Regions from separate parts of the Homo sapiens genome. Here region 2 is linked to region 1. Evidence: chromatin loops called from intact Hi-C (ENCODE). Cell type or tissue: Calu3. All regions are shown on one strand.

The links. Peaks named below come from ENCODE experiments on the same cell type or tissue, not always from the same donor. Only the 100,000 strongest peaks of a DNase experiment are listed, where the experiment ranks them.
Region 2: it touches region 1 in a loop (6-fold over the local background); 4 of 110 quality-filtered maps call a loop at or near these places.

What each region holds. Positions count from the first base shown.
Region 1 is chr1:172,973,342-172,981,341 of GRCh38, forward strand. No RefSeq gene overlaps it. Among named protein-coding and RNA genes, the nearest start is that of TNFSF18, 74 kb to the right of the region's middle. In Calu3, no CTCF peak of the experiment used is centred here; DNase peaks (open chromatin) are centred at 3,200 and 4,160.
Region 2 is chr1:173,124,749-173,132,748 of GRCh38, forward strand. No RefSeq gene overlaps it. Among named protein-coding and RNA genes, the nearest start is that of TNFSF18, 78 kb to the left of the region's middle. In Calu3, no CTCF peak of the experiment used is centred here; a DNase peak (open chromatin) is centred at 3,253.

The DNA of each region.
Region 1 (8,000 bases):
CCTGCCCCATCTTATTCTTACAAAACAAACAGCTTTTTCCCTCCTGTGCCAGCAGCTACCACAGACAGTTTCTATCCTTTTTAAATTTGTACCTGCTGAGGGAAGAGAAGGCTTCCCTTCCTACATAACTTTGGTGTGCTCAAGAGAGAAGGCAGGAGAAGTTTCCCTCTGGGCCAGCAACCTCCTTTTCCCAATTCATAAGCTCTCAGTCATACCGCTGTTGCCACGTCACACTGTTGAGGACTGTGCAAGAAAGGTTCACGTGGCTCAGGGTGCTTTCTTTGGCAAGGAAAGGTGGTAGCTCTGGAAGTTGGTTTGGCTTCAAGAGAGAGAGGGCTCGGTTTATGCTATGTCATTATTTCCAAATCAACATAAAAGGTAAGGCTCCTCACCAGGGCCAGCACATGTTGAGTGGTTTGGTTGGGTTATGACATTACTTGGAGCCATTCTTGGATATGTTATCTTTACACCAGCTTGCCTAAAAATATTTAAAAGATGCAATTCAAGCTAAGAAGATTTTTATATTTCTTTCATACATGGAGAAACCCCTAGATTGGAATAATCCAGGATTTGTGTTGGCACACCTCATGCCTTCTACCGTAAACATGCTTTCTCAACTCAGAAATGGTGCTTTTAAAAAATAAAATATCGGCGGGGCATGGTGGCTCACGCCTGTAATCCTAGCACTTTGGGAGGCCGAGACAGGTGGATCGCGGGTTCAGGAGATCCAGACCATCCTAGCTAACACGGTGAAACCCCGTCTCTACTAAAAATACAAAAAAAAAAAAAAAAAAAAATTAGCCAGGTGTAGTGGCAGGCGCCTGTAGTCCCAGCTACTCGGCAGGCTGAGGCAGGAGAATGGCGTGAACCGGGGAGGTGGAGCTTGCAGTGAGCGGAGATCGCGCCACTGCACTCCAGCCTGGGCGACAGAGCGAGACTCCGTCTCAAAAAACTAAATAAATAAATAAATAAATAAATAAAACATCAGGGAGGAGTTGGTTGGAATTTCGCATCTCCATGTGGAACACGTTTCAATATCTTTGATCTTTAAAGAAATCATGCCTTAAGTTTACCCTCTTTTTTGCTGTACTTTACCTATTGACTTCCATAATTGAAAAAGTCAACAAAAATAATTTATAGAAAAGTGATCAACACCCAAAAAGCCACATATCCAGACTCCATCCACAGGAAAGCAGCATGCTTCATTGACTATTATGGAAGGAGTTTGGACAGGATGATTTTTAAATCATCTCCCAGTCTTAACAGTCTATGTACTTAGAACTTAAACTTAGTGTTAAGGGGAAAAAAAATGAAAGAATTGTTCCCAGTCCCTGTTCCCAATTCTACTTCTAATTTTTTTTATTTTTATTTTTAAAATTCTTTTTATTTTTATTTTTAATTTTGTTTACTTTAAGTTCCAGGATGCATGTGTGGAATGTGCAGGTTTGTTACATAGGTATACATGTGCCATGGTGATTTGCTGAACCTATCAACCTGCCAACTAGGTTTTAAGCCCTGCATGCATTAGCTAATTGTCCTGATGCTCTCCCTCCCCTCACCACCCCTCCTGCCTACAGGCCCACATCCCTCCTGCCTACAGGCCCTGGTGTGTGTTGTTCCCCTCCCTGTGTCTATGTGTTCTCATTGTTCAACTCCCACTTATGAGTGAGAACATGTGGTGTTTGGTTTTCTGTTCCTGTGTTAGTTTGCTGAAGGTGATGGCTTCCAGCTTCATCTATGTACCTGCAAAGGACATGATCTCATTCCTTTTTATGGCTGCATAGTATTTCATAGTATATATATATATGTATGACTTGTACACAGTGACATGCACAGATCTTAAATATATAGCACTTTAGCACTACTCTGATCAAGATAAGAATAACACCAGTCCTTGACAGGCTCCCTTATGCCCCTTCTCAGTCTCTGTCTCCCCAAAGGTAATGTCTATTTTCTACTTTATCACCACAGATTAGTTTTGTCTATTTTTAAATTTTAAAATTTAAAATAACTTAAATATTTTTAAATATATTGATGGACTCATACAATATACACTCTTGTGTCTAGATTTTTTCATGCAGTATACTTCTGTGAGATCCATCCATGTTGTTTGAGTGTAGCAGTAGTTCATTCTTTTTCATTTCTACTTTATATTCCATTGTACAATTATATCACAGCATGTCTATCCTTTCTACCATGAATAAATATTCGGACTGTTTCTAATTTTTGGCTATTGTGAATAAGCTCTTAAGAACATTCTTGTACATGTTTTTAGTTTTCCCAGTTTTCTTTTCTTTTTTTTTTCTTTTTTTTGCACATAAGCACTCGTTTCTGCTGGGTGCATAGCCAGGAGTACAGTTGTAGAGCCACAGGGTCATATTTAGCTTTAGAAGATATTGTCAAACAGTTTCCCAAAGTGGTGTGACCACCAAAACCACCCTCCTCTTGTTTACCCCCTACCTCACTGGCCATTCTTTCTCAATTTTTTTTTGCCAATCCTTCGTAATAGCCCAGTGTTTTAACAAAGAAGTACCCTATTCAAATCCACATCTCCTTTTGGCCTCATCCTCCTTTTCCCTTTCCCTACCTTATTTTTCTTTATATCAATTATAACCATTTATAATAATGTATAATTCGCCAAGGTATTTACTGTCTTTAACCCTGTATATTTTAAGGGGTATAAGCTTCATGAGAACAGAACTTGTGCTACTTTTATTCCCTGATACATTCCCTGTACCCAGAACAGTCTCTGGCACATAGCAAGCACTCAATAAATATTTGATGAATAATTGAGTGATTAACTGAATGGAGGAAATGTTAGGGAAAAATGGTAAGAGGCAGTGGAGAGATATATTCTCCCCCAAAATCTTTAATGAATCGCTAGTATGGATGTAGCCCTGTTTGAACCTGGACATTCTGAACTTTATATGAATTGCATCATCAAAGTTTAAGTTCCAAAGGCAGGTGTCCTTGAGTTCCTGACTGGGACAGAGATGAGTGGAGAGGAATCAAATCCTGAAAAACATCTGGCTTTGTTTTTTGTGGCAAGTGTCAAGGTCCCTCAAAAAAAGTGCCCAAAATAACTTTATAATCACTTTAAACTGAAACGTAAACTAAAGAATTGTGCAGTTTGGCAGCCACTGACGTCACATCATTTCATCCAGTTCTAACCAGAAGCTTCCCAGGAACACAATAGCTGTTGAATCATTAGCCAGGGTGTGTAACTGGAGCCAGCTACCAATCTGGCCTAAACCCTGAGTTATACAATAAAAGTAGTTTGTAAGCTAGACTGAAATCTCTGTGGCCAGAACAAACAGTTAAACTGAAAATTATCACAAGGAAAGGCCAAAGTCAACAAGTTTGGTAGTGACTCAAAAAAAAAAAAAAAAAAAAAAAAAAAAAAAGCAAGGAGCTCTTGGCTTTGGCCCAGGGCAGACCAAGGAAACAGAGGATAGGTGAGAGATGCAGGCTCACATCAGGTCAAGGACAAGGTGGAGGGCACCCAGAATGTTTGATGGCATTCAGTATTCATTTTGCATTCTGTGTTCTTGGAAAGCCAGGGTGCAGCCTGGGCCTCCCAAAGGTATTAGCAGTGTCAGGCACCTGATGGCCTAATGCCACTTACAGAAGCAGATTTCTAAAATCTCACTGGAGATCTAAATCAGGAAGACCAAGAACAGAATGAAGTGATGGGGAAGGCTTTGTTGTTAGCGCTGGAGACTATTTTCAAAATAAGCTGAGTTTATCCAAGATTCTTGGCCATTGAGCAACTTTTTCAAAGGTAATCGAGGTTGGTTGTCCCAACCCTTCTTCTTCTTAAAGTACAAAAAGACATTTGGCCAATAAACCACTACACAAATATTTCTGTTCTTAGGTTTCTGACTATATTTTGTCTTATATGACATACTGCTTTTATGCTTCCTTCTAAATTTTAATTATGAGAAGAGTAGAGCCTATGATTTACCCATCTGTAAATCTTCCCCCAAACCACGACCTCCACCTAGTTCAGGGCTTTGAACATGATAGGAACTCAGTAAACATTGTTGAAATGAATGGAATATCTTTCAAATGTGTGAGGAATCATACTATGTTTAAGGCATATTGAAACTCTGCTATGGTATGATTTCTTCCTCGCAACCACCAGCACAATAGAACCAAACTGGTTTGTCCACACTTCCTGCCCAGGTAACTGGAGGTGAAACTTTTGCTCACCTTAAAATATTTGTCATATTGCCTTAATGTCTTTGCCCACAGAATTAATGGAAATACTTGGGTTTACTGATAATTGATAATTGGGCTTAAAAATATTTGTGTAGTAAACATAGCCAGACTATGTCCTATGTGCCCAAAACATCTCTCAGTGATTAAAAGTATTCTGTTTTGAAAATAAATAAGCATGATGATGCATGCTGGGGTTTGGTAATAATTTGCTACGTTTGGTTCAAATTAGTCAGTTCCTTTCAAAGTCATTGAAGAGTAAAATATGAACTGCCATGCAATGAGGCTGACCTGGAACTCTCACTTCCCCAAGTCATTTCTTGGCCATAGGTCGGTGGTGACCATTTCATGGCCTGTTTGAGGAGAAAGCACTGGAAAGAAGCTTTTTATTGTTGTTTTATTGTTGTCTTCTTCTCTGTTTTATGCCTTTTTCTGTGGTACAATTACCAACGTGTGTGATATCTAGTACTGTCTGTTTAAATATAGTCTCCCTTCTGCTTATAATGTTTTCTTCTTTATAGAGACATTTCTTTTAAAAGTGCTTACACCTATATTTCATCAGTGCTTACACCTATATTTGATAAGATGGGAGTGGAGGAGAAGGAGGAGTGCGTAGAAAGAAAGCTTGTAGTATTAAGAAAAACTATGAGTTTGTAGAATCTCACCTTGGCAGGAAATGGTTGAAGACACTAAAGACACTGATGTGGAATGAGTGAGCTTGCCCTGTTTTGGAATTTTAAAAACTGAAGCTTTCTTTCATATAGTTGCTGGATGTTTTCTTTTTCAGCTGTATGAAATAAATAGTACCACCTTTGTTAAACCCCAGTAATGAACATTGTGATGGTTAATTTTATGTGTCAATTTGACTAGGCTACAATACCTATATATTGAGTAAAACACCAGTCTAGATGTTGCTGTGAAGCTGTTTTTAGATGAGCTTAATATTTAAATCAGAGACTTTCAATAAAGCAGACTACCCCTCATAATGTGGGTGAACCTTTTCCAATCAGTTGAAGGCTTTGAGAGAAAAAGACTGAGGTCCTCCAAATAGGAAGAAATTCTGCCTCCAGGCTACCCTTGGACTCAAGTTACAACATTAAGTCTTCTCGCCAGCCTGCTGACTTACCCAGAATTTGGAATTGTTAGCCCCCACAATCACATGAGCCAATTCCTTAAAATGTCTCTCTCTCTCTCTCTCTCTGCTCTCTCTCTCTCCCGCCCCCCTTCTCTCTCTCTCTTTCTCTCTCACTACATACACACACACGTTTTATTTGTTGTTCTGTTTCTGTGGAGAATCCTGACTAATACAAATACATACCAAAACAAAGTTAGTATTGGACTTCTTGAGGCCAATAATACAGGTATTGTATGCAAGGTAAAAATTAAATAAACCCTAGGTTGCTGAGAGCCATTGCCTTAACTCTGAAAGGAAATGTTAGCCTATTGAGTATTATTTCCTGAAATGTCACTTAGACTGAGAAAGTTTCATCTGGAGCCCCTTCATTTCAGAGAAAGTTGCTCAGATTGCCTTATAGTTAGCTCTACCTTGACTAGAATATAATCTACAAAAAAGTTATTATACATTGATACCTACTATTCACCAGGTATTTTGCATACATTTATTCTTATTTTTATAACAACCCTGCAAGATAATATTGTTATACTCATTTTATAGATGAAGAAATTGCCCTAGTAAGTACTTTGCCCATTGATTTGCCTCAATCATATCAAATGTAAGTATATCAAATGTAAGTATAATGAACTGTGAATTAATCACTTAATCACCACTATTAATTGAAGACATGCTTATATGCACTGAGTATATACTCTACTGGATTATGAAGGATGTATATTTTAGAAAGATTTTCCAAAAGCATGGAAACTGTATGATCAACTCTCAATCCTTCAGAAAAATTAAGCATTACAGTAGTTATAGTTATTTTTCCAGCTGCTGCCTCATCAAAGACCTCCAGTCTCTTACAATCAGCTGCCTAGTTGACATCTCCACTTGATTATATGACACATTAAATCTCAGATTTAACTTGTCCCTGGTTTCCTTCCTTTCCTTATACACCACCTCCAATCAATCAGTCAGTCCTCCAAAGATGCCTGAGTCAGACTACAACTCATTATTTCTCCTGATAGAATTTTAACCCAAACCACCACTTCATTCAAGATTGCCCTAAAAGCCTCCTAACTTGTTATATTAGGTATAACAAGTAATCTAGAGGTGATTTAAAATACATGGGAGGATGTGTATAAGTTATATGCAAATATTATACTACTTTATATGAGGAACCTGAGCATGCACGGATTTTGATATCCACAGTGCAGGGACCCTGGAACCAACCCTTCATGGACATACAAAGAGATGATTGTGACATGTAATTATATACATTATATAACGTAGTATATATAATTATGCTATATTTTATGTATTATATAAATTGTATATATTCATGTGCTATTATAATATAATTATACTACAATATATTTGTTGTATATTGCAGAATTATATATAAAGATAATATTATTATATATATTTACTCTATAAGTCAATGATACTCCTCAGAATCACATTATTATCATAGGTCCACGCTGGCCCCTCTTTTAATTTCTTTTATTCATTCATTTCTTCTTACTTCTCTTCCTACTTCTTTCTCCAATCCCCCCTCCACAGAATAGGCAAGCATTCTAATGTGCTTAATATATATCCTTTTATATGTTTTTACAAAATATGTGAAACTTTTTATTGTCTGTTTTACAAAATATGTATTTCATGTGCATGAATTTTAAATTTATGCCAATAAAATTATTTACAGATTTCATTCCTGTTTCTTTTCCTTCTATTTAAAAAGTGAGACATAGGTTTCTAGCATCCACTCATGTTGCTCTAGGCATATGTACTCTGTCACTGTTTCTGCTGTATAGTTCTTCATGACAGGAATACTCCATTTTCAATCTCTTTCTTTCTCACTGAATGGACACCAAGATCATCTCTAATTTCCACCACCTAAAGCAACAGTATGATGAGCTTCCTTGAAAATGTGACCTCAGGATACTGTGTGAGAACTTCTTTTTGTTGATTATCCAGAAGTATAATCGCTGAGTCATAAAGTGTGGGGATGTTTACTAGGACTAAGGACGGCTAGACTGATCTCTGCAACAGTCTCTACTCTCCCAGGAAGATGCCACAACATTCCCATTATCATTTGGCAATGTCCAGCTTTCTCATTTTTTGCCAGTTTAACATGTGTAAAGTAATGTCTCATTATTGATTAATTTACATTTCTGTGACTACTAATGAGTTTGAGAGCAGTTTTTCATATGTTTGCTAGCCTTTTGGATTTTCTCTTTTGTAAACTACCCAATCATATCCTTAGCACACTTTTTTATTGGGGATTTCTGTCTTCTTGTTGTTGTTGATTTGCTCTTTTGTAAATTACCCAATCATGCCCTTAGCACATTTTTTTTTAATCGGGGATTTCTTTCTTCTTCTTCTTGTTGATTTGCAAGTATTTCTCATGCTAAATATTGGTCTTTCATGGTTTTAGATATTTAAACATCTCTCAGTATGTAACCTGTCTGTAAACTTTATCCATGACATGCTTCATCCAACAGAAAGACCTAATTATGATGTAATCAAGTTCATCAATTATTTTATTCATAATTTATTAATTTTAAGGGAAAATACTGTTTTTTTTTTTAAATTTACTTCTATTTTTTTTTATTATACTTTAAGTTTTAGGGTACATGTGCACATTGTGCAGGTTAGTTACATA
Region 2 (8,000 bases), 150 kb after region 1:
TCACTGACTCTCTTTTCGGACTCAGCCCGCCTGCACCCAGGTGAAATAAACAGGCTTGTTGCTCACACAAAGCCTGATTGGTGGTCTGTTCACACGGACGCATGTGACAATCCTGACTTCTTTTATTCTGCTGATGCTGCACCCCTTGACACTTACAACACTCCGGTGCCTTACATATTGTGAATTAAATAGAATTTAAGGTATTCGACAGTCTATTATCTCATTTTCCTGTACTGCCCTAATTCCTCCCTCATTTTCCAATATGCTTTCTTCTACATAATGAGATCTCAACCTGGATGCCCTCCTTGGGAAGATCACAAACATTGTTGACTCCATGCTGCATTGCCAACCCTGACCCCCGTGACAGCCACGCTCTTCCCCTTACTCTGCCCTTAACATCCATATCATTCTGACCCTACAGGACCTCAACCACTACCCACTCCCCTTCATCTACATTACCTCAAATTCAGCCTATCCTTCAAGAACATTACCTTGAAGGCCCATGTTACCATCCATATCTTATATCAAATGACATCAACCCTGTCTACTCTGACAGCCAATGATTTTTTTTCTTCCGGCTGATGGAAGAGCCTCTACCAGAAGATTTACTTTATTATGACAGAATAATATACCATAATATACCAAACCACCTGCAGATACCTACCTTCTGACCAGACTCCAACATTAACTAACTGTGTGAGATAGAGCAAGCCTTATTTTCCTAGGTATAAAATAAAAGGGTCTAAATGAAACAACCTCACAAATCAAGCATCTCTATGGGCCACCTGAACTAAATCTTTAATCCCTCCTTTCTTTACTTCAATATTTTTAAATAATACCTTTTACCTTTCAATAATAATAATAGATGTTAACATTTCAATACCTTTTAAATAGTACCTTTTACTTCAATACCTTTTAAAAGAATTGGGAAAAATTTGTAGCAAACTTACTAACAGAAATGAAAAAGTAGTCCCGACAGAGAGGATGATGTCCCAAAGGAAATGTTGCAGTCAAAAAAAAAACTTCACATGAAGAGAACTCTCAGAGATATTTCACAACATGGAAAGCACACAGGATAAGATGTTGGAAACAGATACAAACTTAAAAAGGAGTATGACAATTCACTGTTGACCAAAAAAAAAAAATCAAACTCTGTAAAATATTTAAAAAGGTTTATTCTGAGCCAAATATGAGCGACCAAGTCCTGTGACACAGCCCCAGGAGGTCCTGAGAACCAAGGTGGTTGTGTTACAGTTTGGTTTTATAAAATTTAAGGTGATAGAAGTTAAAGGCAGAAATCAACCAATACATGGATGGTGTACATTGGTTCTGTCTGAAAAGGTGGAACAACTCAAAGGGCTGGCAGGGAGCGGGCAGTGGGGGCACACTCCAGGTCATACATAGAGTTGAAGATTTTCTGATTGGCAACTGGCTGAAAGAGTTGTTATTATCTAAAGACCTAGAATCAATAGAAAAGAATGTCTGGGTTAAAATAAGATGTTTTGCAGACCAAGGTTTTATCATGCAGATGAAACCTCCAGTAAATGTCCAGTAAATGTCTCTAATCAGACTTAAAAAGGTGCCAGACTCTTAATTAATATCTCCTGGATCAGGAAAAGACCTGGAAAAGGAAAGGGGATTCTCTACAAAATGTAGATTTTCCCCACAAGAGACAGCTTTCCAGGGCCATTTCAAAATATGTCAAAGAAATATATTTTGGGATAAAATACTTTCATTTATTTTAGGTCCTGCTGTTATGTGATGCTATACTAGAATCAGGTAGGAATTTGGTGTCTTATTGCTACAAAGAGTCTGTTTTGTCAGTCTTAAGATGTGTTGTAATACGAATGCAGTCAGCTGTGCCTGAATTGCAAAGGGAGGAGAGTACAATGAGAAATGTCTGACTCCCCCTTCCCATCATGGCCAGAACTAGTTTCTGAGGTTTACTTTGGTTGATTTCCCTTCTAGAGGAGGAATCCATTCAGTCGGTTGGATGTGCTTAAGATTTTATATATGGTTCACATCACCAAGACAAGGAAAAGATGTTCACTGTTTTATAAGAGGGCAAATACTGTTCAAGCTACACTTGATAAGTTTTCTACTTCTCAGTGTTTTAAATTCTGAATGTTCTAGTGTTTAAGTTGCAGTATACTAAGTATTAGTTTTATACATTTATAACCGAGAGTAAGAGAGTTTTTAATGTTTTGACCAAAATTTTTAGCGGTCATGTTAACAATTGTGATTCTTCCCATTGATTATTGAGATTGCACATTTTTCGCTTGCACAGTTATTTTTATGACGCCACACTACTGAGCAAAGTGAGAGCTGTTTATATTGATTTGCATATTTATAAGTTGACATTTCAATTTTTCATCACAAATTTAAATAGTTGCTATATAGGTAAAGGGAAAGTTTCCCGTTCAACCTCAGAAAGTTCGCTAAAAAATCAACTCATAAAAGGCAGATTAATAGGAGAAAAAGCATACAAATTTATTTGATCATAGCTTTGCATGACGCAGGAGCCTTCAGAATGAAGTCCCAACTTCCTAATGCAGAAGCTTATATACCATCTTGAGGTTACAGAAAGAATAGAGGCATGGATCCTGGCAAACTAGGTATGGGACAGGGAGAAGAGGAATTCTGTTGAAGAACAATAAGTAATTACTAGGCAGAATTCAGTGGACTTGCAGAACATACAATGGTCTAGGACAAAGTCTATTAGGCCTGCAGAGCAGGCAATGGTTTGTGACAAAAGTCTGTACAGGTTTTTTAACAGACGTTAGTCTTCCTTCCTGCGATATGCATTGAGGACTGAACTTTGACCTTTTGTCTTTTGCCCAAATTCCTATCTAAGGGACCTTCGGAATCACACCCTAGAAACCATAGATTCTGGTTTGCTATTAACCTGGTATAATGTGGATTCCTTTCCAACCCGACTTTAGTATAGCATCACACGACAGAGAGCAGACCCTCTGTATCTTAACTCAAGCATTTCTTTCTACCGACTTCAAGTGTTTATACAACAGTTTAACTCTCTCAGTTGTCATCTTGAGAATCCCTAAAACCCATCTATGATTTGTAAGCCCCAGTTTCAAGACGTCTGCCTGTTCAGGCCGGACCAATGTCCTGCCTGTTCAGGCCAAATTTTGTATGTATTGATTTATTATTTTACTTGCAATTTCTGTCTCTCTGAAATGTGTAAAACCAAACAGTAGCCCAACCACCTCGGGTGCGCTTTCTCAGGCCCTCTTGAGATTGTGCAACTATGGGCCGTGGTCATTCATATTGGCTTATAATTAACCTCTGTAAATATACATTGGCAGAATTTGTGTTTCTCATCATCGGGGTTCAGTTAATGAAAACTCATGGAAGAGACCAAAGGTTTTTGTTTTCTTCTCTTGTAGGTCCAGACTTTAGGTAGATAAGGAAATTTAGAGAGCAACTTCATCCTATGCTTTGGGAGAAATGGGGGAAGGTGGGGGCCTCAGAGAGACTATGAGGCTCAAAGTCCAGTTCAAAGCAGCATATTTTGGAGTATCTGTTTCCAGGCTCTAACACTACTAAAGATGTAATTTCCAGCAAATTTCTCCTTGAAGTTGTGCAAAATATGCAAGTGAACATTGACTGGTGCCTAAATAAAGGAGGCTTTGTACATATCGGTATTTTAAATCTTCCCCACAACACACACACACACACATCCACCATAACCACCCCACACTTCTCTCTTTGGAGTTCCTTCTTATGTAAAGTGGGAGAAAGATTTTCTTTTCCTAAGCAAAGTTTGAAAAGGACAACCCAGCATATTCTCAGGGAGAGTTTTATGGAAATTGAGGGTCTGGAACTTGTTTTCCCTAAAACTACTTGTGGCCACATACACCTTAATTTTGGTGCACCTGCAGGGTAAGTAGTGCCCCAGTTTAAAGACCCTGGCTATTAATATCCTATGACGCTGATCTAGAGCCCAGTTCCTTTCCTCTACCCTCACCCTCTCTTTCTATGGCTTTGGTTTTATTGAACTAGTGGCACCTTTCTCAGCTGCAGTTCATGGAGCTATTAATATGTCATGGGCTTTCTGGCTTGGTTTGCTGGCTTTGTACTGTACTCAGCCAGTGCCTACAGAGGGTAAGCTGCGCCAGGTTCTTGTGAATGAAAAGAAAGGAATCATCACAAGGCACACCCCATTGCATCTTTTCCCAAGCAGCTTCCTGCGTACTGACTTGTACTAACAATGAAAGGGAAATTTCTTAGGTGTAATTTTCCACACCCCAAGTTCAAACAGCACAAGCTTGCTCAACCTGAAGCCCACAAGGAATGTTTTACAGATAATCAGTATGTTCTAACTTAATTCCTCACATCTCTTAAGAAGGATCACTTACATCTCTTAAGGAGTCAGCCAAGTCAACACGATATAATAAAACCCAATTGGAACTGTGGACCCAGTGCTGCCAGGACTCTCTTTCAGTCTCTTTTGTTTTTATATATTTTTCTGCATATGGGCCTCATCCTCTCTCGTTAGTGAGTAGTTTTCTTTATTATTATTATTATTATTGTTATTATTTTACTTTAAGTTCTGGGATACGTGTGCAGAACATGCAGGTTTGTTACACAGGTACACACCTGCCATGGTGGTTTGCTGCACGCATCAACTTCTCATCTACATTAGATATTTCTCCTAATGCCATCCCTCCCCTGACAGGCCCCAGTGTGTGATGTTCCCCTTCCTGTGTCCATGTGTTCTCATTGTTCAGCTCCCACTTATGAGTGAGAACATGCGGTGTTTGGTTTTCTGTTCCTATGTTAGTTTGCTGAGAATGATGGTTTCCAGCTTCATCCATGTCCCTGCAAAGGACATAAACTCATACTTTTTTGTGTGTCTGCATAGTATTCCATGGTGTATATATGCCACATTTTCTTTATCCAGTCTATCATTGATGGGCATTTAGGTTGGTTCCAAGTTTTCGCTATTCTGAACAGTGCTGCAATAAACATACATGTGCATGTGTGTTTATAGTAGAATGATTTATAATCTTTGGGTATACACCCAGTAATGGGATTGCTGGGTCAAATGGTATTTCTGGTTCTAGATCCTTGAGGAATCACCACATTGTCTTCCACAATGGTTGAACTAATTTACATTCACACCAACAGTGTAAAAGCCTTCCTATTTCTCCACATCCTCTCCAGCATCTGTTGTTTCCTGACTTTTTAATGATCGCCATTCTAACTGGCATGAGATGGTATCTCATCGTGGTTTTGATTTGCATTTCTTTAATGACCAGTGATGATGAGCTTTTTCTCATATATGTGTTGGCCACATAAATGTCTTCTCTTGAGAAGTGTCTGTTCATTTCCTTTGCCCACTTTTTGATGGGGTTGTTTTTTTCTTGTAAATTTGTTTAAAAGTTCCTTGCAGATTCTGGATATTAGTCCTTTGTCGGATGGATAGATTGCAAAAATTTTCTCCCATTCTGTAGGTTGTCTCTTCACTCCGATGATCGTTTCTTCTGCTGTGCAGAAGCTCTTTAGTTTAATTAGATCCACTTTGTCATTGGCTTTTGTTGCCATTGCTGTTGGTGTTTTAGTCATGAACTCTTTGCCCATGCCTATGTCCTGAATAGCATTGCCTAGGTTTTCTTCTAGGGTTTTTATGGTTTTAGGTCTTACATTTAAGTCTTTAATCCACCTTGAGTTAATTTTTGTATAAGGTGTAAGGAAGGGGTCCAGTTTTCTGCATGTGGCTAGCCAGTTTTCCCAATACCATTTATTAAATGGGGAATCCTTTCCCCATTGCTTGTTTTTCTCAGGTTTGTCAAAGATCAGATAGCTGTAGATGTGTGGTGTTATTTCTGAGGCCTCTGTTCTGTTCCATTGGTCTATATATCTGTTTTGGTACCAGTACCATGCTGTTTTTGTTACTGTAGCCTTGTAGTATACTTTGAAGTCAGGTAGTGTGATGCCTCCAGCTTTGTTCTTTTTGCTTAGGGTTGTCTTGGTGATATGGGCTCTTGTTTGGTTCCATATGAAATTTAAAGTAGCTTTTTCTAATTCTGTGAAGAAAGTCAATGGTAGCTTCATGGGGATAGCATTGAAACTATAAATTACTTTGGGCAGTATGGCCATTTTCACGATATTGATTCTTCCTATCCATGAGCATGGAATGTTTTTCCATTTGTTTGTTTCCTCTCTTATTGCCTTGAGCAGTGGTTTGTAGCTCTCCTTGAAGAGGCCCTTCACATTCCTTGTAAGTTGTATTCCTAGGTATTTTATTGTCTGTAGCAATTGTGAATGGAAGTTCACTCATGATTTGGCTCTCTGTTTGTCTATTTTTGGTGTATAGGAATGCTTGTGACTTTTGTACATTGATTTTGTATCCTGAGATCTTGCTGAAGTTGCTTATCAGCTTAAGGAGATTTTGGGTTGAGATGATGGGGTTTTCTAAATATACAATCATGCCATTTGCAAACAAAGACAATTTGACTTCCCCTCTTCATATTTGAATACCCTTTATTTCTTTCTCTTGCCTGATTGCCCTGGCCAGAACTTCTAATACTATGCGAATGGGAGTGGTAAGAGAGGGCATCCTTGTCTTGTGTCAGTTTTCAAAGGGAATGCTTCTAGCTTTTGCCCTTTCAGTATGATATTGGCTGTGGGTTTGTCATAAATAGCTCTTATTATTTTGAGATACATTCCATCAATACCTAGTTTATTGAGAGTTTTTATCATGAAGGGGTGTTGAATTTTATCAAACGCCTTTTCTGCATCTATTGAGAATCATGTGGTTTTTGTCATTGGTTCTGTTTATGTGATGGATTATGTTTATTGATTTGCATATATTGAACCAGACTTGCATCCCAGGGATGAAGCTGACTTGATTGTGGTGGATAAGGTTTTCGATGTGCTGCTGGATTCAGTTTGCCAGTATTTTATTCAGGATTTTTGCATCGATGTCATCAGGAATATTGACCTGAAATTTTCTTTCTTTTTTTTTTTTTTTTTTTTTGTATCTCTGTCAGGTTTTGATATCAGGCTGATGCTAGCCTCATAAAATGAGTTATGGAGGAGTCCCTCTTTATCTACTGTTTGCAATAGTTTCAGAAGGAATGGTACCAGGTCCTCTTTGTATCTCTGGTAGAATTCGGCTGTGAATCTGTCTGGTCCTGGGCTTTTTTTGTTGGTAGGCTATTAATTACTGCCCCAATTTCATACCACCACTGGGGTATGAAAAAAAACTTTTGCAGCTAGCTCGCTGTCTGCCCAAATGGCCGCCTAGTTTTGTGCCTGAAACCCAGGGCCCTAGTAGTGTAGGCACCTGAGGGATTCTCCTGGTCTGCGGGTTGCGAAGACCATGGGAAAAGCGTAGTATCTGGGCTGGAATGCGTTGTTCCTCACAGCACAGTCCCTCATGGCTTCCCTTGGCTAGGGGAGGGAGTTCCCCAACCCCTTGCACTTCCCAGGTGAGGTGACATCCCACCCTGCTTCAGCTTGCCCTCCATGGGCTTCACCCACTGTCTAACCAGTCCCAATGAGATGAGCTGGGTATCTCAGTTGGAAATGCAGAAATCACCCACCTTCTTCATTGATCTCACTGAGAGCTGCAGTCCAGAGCTATTCCTATTCAACCATCTTTCATGGTGAATTAGCTGAATAGTTTTCCATATGTTTGGGTAAACATATAGAAAACTCTTGAATTTGACCTCCTACAACTTCTACCATATAAACCAAAATTAAAATTCTAAGCCTTTCAACTGACTGATGGATCCTCCTCTTGGCCAAGGGCATTCCAAAGTAAACCTGATAATCTATTTCTGGGTTCTGGCCATGATGGAAATGATGTGGTGGGGTGGGGGCAGGACAGACACGCCTTACTGTACTCTTCTCCCTTTGGAATTCAGGCACAATGAACCAGCATTAACATTAAAACAGAGATCTTAAGCCTGACAAAACAGACTCTGTAGCAATAAGACACCAAATTCCTACCTGACTCTATATAGCATCATATG